Regions from separate parts of the Homo sapiens genome. Here region 1 is linked to region 2. Evidence: chromatin contacts called from ENCODE Hi-C or POLR2A ChIA-PET data. All regions are on one chromosome and are shown on one strand. Each heading gives the region's core, a stretch centred on a gene start or an enhancer-like site at or near the end of the contact. The rest is flanking DNA. Distances are from core to core; before and after follow the strand shown. Region 1 overlaps LINC00499 (long intergenic non-protein coding RNA 499). Region 2 overlaps LINC00616 (long intergenic non-protein coding RNA 616).

The links. A loop is a pair of places that touch in the nucleus more often than their neighbours do. ChIA-PET counts read pairs that join two places held with the same protein, here RNA polymerase II (POLR2A). Pooled maps may share reads with other maps.
Region 1: a pooled map shows a loop between it and region 2 (2.2-fold over the local background). The contact joins two enhancer-like sites. A Hi-C loop is called at or near these places in 1 of 50 pooled maps. POLR2A ChIA-PET finds 5 or more read pairs at or near these places in 2 of 52 experiments (CD4-positive, alpha-beta memory T cell and PC-3).

Annotation. Positions count from the first base shown.
Region 1 is chr4:138,346,780-138,349,560 of GRCh38, reverse strand. The region is part of intron 1 of LINC00499 (long intergenic non-protein coding RNA 499); the gene reads right to left. Among named protein-coding and RNA genes, the nearest start is that of LINC00498, 35 kb to the right of the region's middle. Within about 2 kb of position 1,345, at least 3 of the 41 ENCODE cell types and tissues checked have a DNase peak (open chromatin) inside an H3K27ac peak, as active enhancers do.
Region 2 is chr4:138,034,611-138,037,348 of GRCh38, reverse strand. The region is part of intron 8 of LINC00616 (long intergenic non-protein coding RNA 616); the gene reads left to right. All of the region lies in intron 3 of LOC105377447 (a long non-coding RNA gene), which reads right to left. Among named protein-coding and RNA genes, the nearest start is that of SLC7A11-AS1, 53 kb to the left of the region's middle. Within about 2 kb of position 1,433, at least 2 of the 41 ENCODE cell types and tissues checked have a DNase peak (open chromatin) inside an H3K27ac peak, as active enhancers do.

The sequences.
Region 1 (2,781 bases), core at 96-2,595, 310 kb before region 2:
CCATGTTGGTCAGAAATTTATTCTCATCATTAATTCAGCTTTTATTTTTGACAAGTGCCCAAAGCCCCCATTATTGCTTTAGCAGTCAGTCACTTGACATCTATTGAGTACCTACTATGAACACACCCTTGAAGGAGACTAATGAAGTTTTCTAGTGTTTATGTTGCTCCCAAACTATAGGCTAATGTGCATGTTCACGTTCTTAAATATGTCTAAAGCCCTAACACCTGTCTTTCCTTGGGGTGTTCACTCACATCTATGTAATAAGTGAAATAAAAGGTACATAAAAGTGAAGCTATGTTAGGATCAATCTTGTGACACTGTGTATGATGTTACCATAAGTATGTGCTTTATACCTCATTATTCACAGTTTGTAGAGACTAGGAAATACCTATGCTAAGGAAGACAGACATTAAACAATTAAGGGACATTAAAAAATCCAAATTAATAAACACTTCTCTGGCACCCACTGTCTGCCAAATATCATGCTAGATTCTGGGCATGCAAAAGTGAATATGTCCCTCCCTCACAGAGTTCATCATCTACCAAAGAAGCTCCCATGCTAGTTTTGTATGAACTAATTCTAGTATCTTCGTAAAAGTGTCTTTATTATTTTTTATTTCAATAGCTTTTGGGGTACATGTGGTTTTTTGTAACATGGATGAATTATATAGTGGTGAATTCTGAGATTTTAGTGTTCCCATCACCTGAGTAGTATACATTGTACTTAACGTGTAGTGTTTTTATCCCTAGCCCCCCTCCCACCTTCCTCCTTCTGTGTCTCTAAAGTCCATTATATCACTCTGTATGTCTTTGTGTACTCATAGCTTAGCTCCCACTTATGAGTGAGAACATATGATTTTTGGTTTTCCACTCCCGTGTTACTTCATTTAGAATAATGGTCTCCAGCTCCATCCAAGTTGCTGCAAAAGACATTATGTTGTTCCTTTTAATGGCTGAGTAGTGTTCCATGGTGTATATATACCACATTTTCTTTATCCACTCATTATAACTGTTTTTATTAAAGCAATTGTGCCACATGCAGGGTTAGGGATATTACTATATAACAATAAGGGGTAAAAATTAAAATATTGGGATCCAAAAGGCACCAAGGGCACTCTACCTCCCTGTGACATCTGCCATCCTGCTAACGTGCATTGATGTGCATGTGGCTGGCTTGTGAGTCATTTTCTCTTACTTCCTCACAGATTTCCTTTCAAGCCATGTTCTTAGAGAGGCTGCTCTTCCAGCCACATCCTGCCCTTGAATGAAGTCTTTGTAATGAGCTGAGTTCCCTCCTTTTACCTGTAAAACAATCTCAAGGTCCATTCATGAAGAACAGAGTCCTCATTGTTCCAAGTCCCACAAATGATATGATGTTTTTCAAATGGCCAATGAAAAGCTGGAAACTTCTTAGGAGCCCTTGGTAGCCCTGTGGCCTTTCCTTTAGCTAGATTGTCGTGAGGTAGAGAGGATCTGGGTTGTATCTACTAACTGAACTTACGCTAAGGCTACTTCAGAGGTATACCTGGGTGTGGTCCACAGTTAACTACTTGGAATTGCAACTCTTATTCATTAAGGCAAGAACCAGAAATCAAACTCTCTTGATGACACTTGGTGGAAAGTCAATTCACCCAGGAAAACTCAGGGACAAACCAACTACTCTCAGATTAAGGAAGTGGAGAAGAAACTACAAAGCTTCCATACAGCATAGGCTATGGAAGTTTACAAGTATCTCATATTGCACTAGAGTCTGTAAGATGATTGGAACAACCCTCCATACATAGGCATAAAACAACATTCTTTTGAATAACAAAATACTTTGGTTTCAATATTTGATAGAGGCAGTTAATGTGAACAGGAAGATGATGTGTTTCAGGATGTTTACTTATTGCAAACACACATTTAAATCAATATTCCCACCCAGGATTCACTGTGTATATGGGTTCAGGTGCATTTTGCTTATGGTGTTGGAAAATTAATCAAAAATTACATTGTCAAAAAGTGGTGAAATTCCACACATTTGGACTATCCATTTCAAGGCCTGCTTCTAACACAGAATAAGCACTTGTGAGCTATTTTAGTGTGGTAGAAATAGAATTATAATCCAGAATTCTGCACTTTTATTCTGAAAGAAAAATATCCTAAGCTCTGCTAGTTGAAAATAACTTGTATAGTTCCATGTGTCAGATCTTCTTCAATTACACAGCTGCAGATTATACCTTAGTTCTCCAGAGATGCTATACAGGTTTTGCTGTACAAACAGACTTGCCACGGAGACTGCAATTACCCTGCCTTTTGAGATTTATAGCATATTACTCAATTTTAAGAAATATGAGCAATTTTCAAATATTTTAAATATTTACTATTTCACATGTAATTAATAACTACAGTACCTCAGCCTTAATTAAATTACAGCTTCTAGTATCATTTTATATTGAAGGCTTTGGTATCTTTATGGATTAATGGCATAAGCTAGGGTACAAAATTCTTGAATTTTATAGTAGTAAATTACAGCTAGCTTGCTTTGTGCCTGGAGATGTGTTTCAGTTTTCTTTACTTATATAATTCATGTATTTCTTCTTGACCCACTTTATATTCTTGTCCTTTTAGGTTGCAGGGTTATAATTAAGGATTACTTGGAGGCCAGATTCTTCGTTCTTTTGCCTGTCTGTCTAGCTGTTACTTTGTTTGAAGAATACAATGTTCTCATCATTCCTAGTCTTACCAAGTATATGATTCAGTCCTTGTCTTTGGAAGCCCCATTGCTGTTTTCTGTTA
Region 2 (2,738 bases), core at 184-2,683:
ATTATTGATGAGCTTTCCCAGGAAAGGGGTAAAATCTTTACCCTTTTACCCCGGAATTGAGGGTCTCTCCAGTTTTTAGACTATATAGGATAACTTCCTGATATTGCCATGGCATTTGTAAACTGTCATGGCACTGGTGGGAGTGCCTTTTGGTAAGCAAATGAATTATAATTAGAGTATAATGAGCAGTGAGGATGACCAGAGGTCACTTTCATCACCATCTTGGTTTTGGTGGGTTTCGGCCAGCTTCTTTACTGCAAACTGTTTCATCAGCAAGGTCTTTATGACCTGTATCTTGTGCCAACCTCCTATCTCATCCTGTAACTAAGAATACCTAACCTCCTGGGAACGCAGCACAGTAGGTCTCAGCCTTATTTTACCTAGCATCTATTCAAGATGGAATTGCTCTGGTTCCAACATCTCTGACAAGACATAAAGGCGACCGTTTACAGACACTACTAAGCCCGCCTCACAATTCTGAGAAGTCAACTATCTGTTAAAAATTATTATGTATGTATATATCTCTTAGTGCTTCCGCTTCTTTCACTGAAACTCAATGATACAAACATCAACAAATCTTTTTTGTTTTTTTGTTTCCATTGAAGAACTTTCTAAACATAACTCTGAAGCACAATTATACAAAAACAACAAACAAAAACACTTTTGGGGTGAGGCTGGAGAAGGACAAAGAGGTTGGGGTATATAGAGAATAATCTTCTGTACCTTTATTGTAGAGGGACCCTGAAGAAACTTGAGACAGAAAATTATAAAAACAAGATTCCTCTTCCGTGTCACACTCTCCTTTTCAAAGCCATGACCCCTGGGGAGACTAAGACACTCTTTCACTGGGACACAGGAGAGCACCAGGGAGCTAAGATGGTGTCTCTGGACCTCCATAGAAACCCATAATGAGTAAGACTCTCAGCTTCATCACTTTTAACTTTGAGACCTTGGGAAGGCTACTTAACCACTCAGTTTCCTTCTAACTTAGGACACTATTCTGAGATGATAACATTTGTGCTAGCTGTTATCATTATTATTCCCCCATCTTGCCTCAGGAGTTCAGTTTCCTCCACATTGGGAAGTTTGTGATGAGCTGAGAAAATGTTGCAGGCAGCCCTACTCGGCTGACTCAACACTGGCTATTTTGGTCCCCAGTGTCAGGGTTGCTGGCCTTCCATATATCAGTGTTCCTCTTACAGATTTCTGAGGTCCCCAGATCTTGTACTGGTTTTCTGGGTCTTCTGAAGTTGGCTCCAAACCAAACTGTTTGCTATGAGCCATCATAATGCTTTCTCCAAGAGGAAACAGTGTTTCCCTAAGTTGTAACATTTCCCATTGTCCCTCTGAGGAGATTGGGCCTTTGGGTCCCTCAAGAACCCTGCTTTTATAGGTTTATTGCTCCATCTGCTGGAAAGATGTATAATACAAGCAAGATCTGGGGGCTGAGATCTCACTGGATGCCTGGCACTGGGCTAAGATCTGCACCCACATTACCTGGTTTCACTTCCACAAACACTCTATCAGTTCTGTCTTACAGCAGATAAAACTAATGCTTACAGGAAGTGACTTCTCTCTATCATTCAGCTGGCCTGCCAGCATTGGACCCAGCTAGTCTGGCTCTGGAAAGTGCATTTTATCACTATTCTATAACCATAGCTGATTTGGGCTCCGTTAGGGTTGGAGTAGAAATCTTTCCTACCCACTAATAAACGTATGTATTCTATGTGTGGTCTTCTCAAAGGAACTCACACATTCAGAGAAAAATATCTACTTCATAGAATTTCGAGGAGTCGAGAAAATATTTTAATGCAAGCAATCTAGCTTAGTGTCTGACATGTAGTAAGTTCTAAATAAATGCTATTTACTTTACCTTCCTCTAGATCCTTATAGTGCCCTCTCACTTCCATCTAACTGTGGGAACATTTCCTATAGCCCTAGAGCATATTTCTGAAGAACTAAAGATGTTTTAACCCTCTTTTATCATGGGACCCTAATCATCATACTTTGAGTTCCCATTTCCAGTTCAGAAGGCTCTGCCTCAGTTTCCTCCCCATCACAAGACCAAAAGGCCCTTAATGCAAGTAAGATCCTTGAGGACTTGCTTTGATATTTCAGTGTTAACAAGGCAGGGACAAGATCTGTCTGCTCTTCATTCCTAACTTCCTAGGTACTAGATTTAGCAGTGTTAGCACTAGCTCATATTTGCAAATCTCCTTGCAAGTCCAGATTTGCTCCTGTACAAAGGAGGTGATTCAGAATGCCTTTCCTTTAGATTAGTATGTAATGCAATGTCATGTCGATTAGTCAATAGAAAATATGAATCAGCATGTTTGCTATCAGATCAAAACGACTTGCAACATATATTCATCATTGAGGGGTTTGGCCTTTATTACCAGTGCTGGGAAAATGCCTGGATATTTAAATATTTAAATGCCTGGATATTTAAATATCTATGTCTTTCCCAGTTTAAACTTCCTGTGCAAATTAAAGAGGCTCGACCCAGTGACCTCTAAGGTTTATTTATCTTAAATTCAGGTGCTTTCATATTTCATATCTTGTTCATATTTACCAAAGAATAACCTTGGCACTTTGCTGGGTATCTCATTAAGATTCAAAAATAGGTACCAGTGTTCTTACTAATTCTAGCTTGAAAACTATAATTAATAATATACAAATTTAATTTATGGTATTTTAGTGACATTTTATCATACTTTTATTGCAAGGAAATTTGCTTT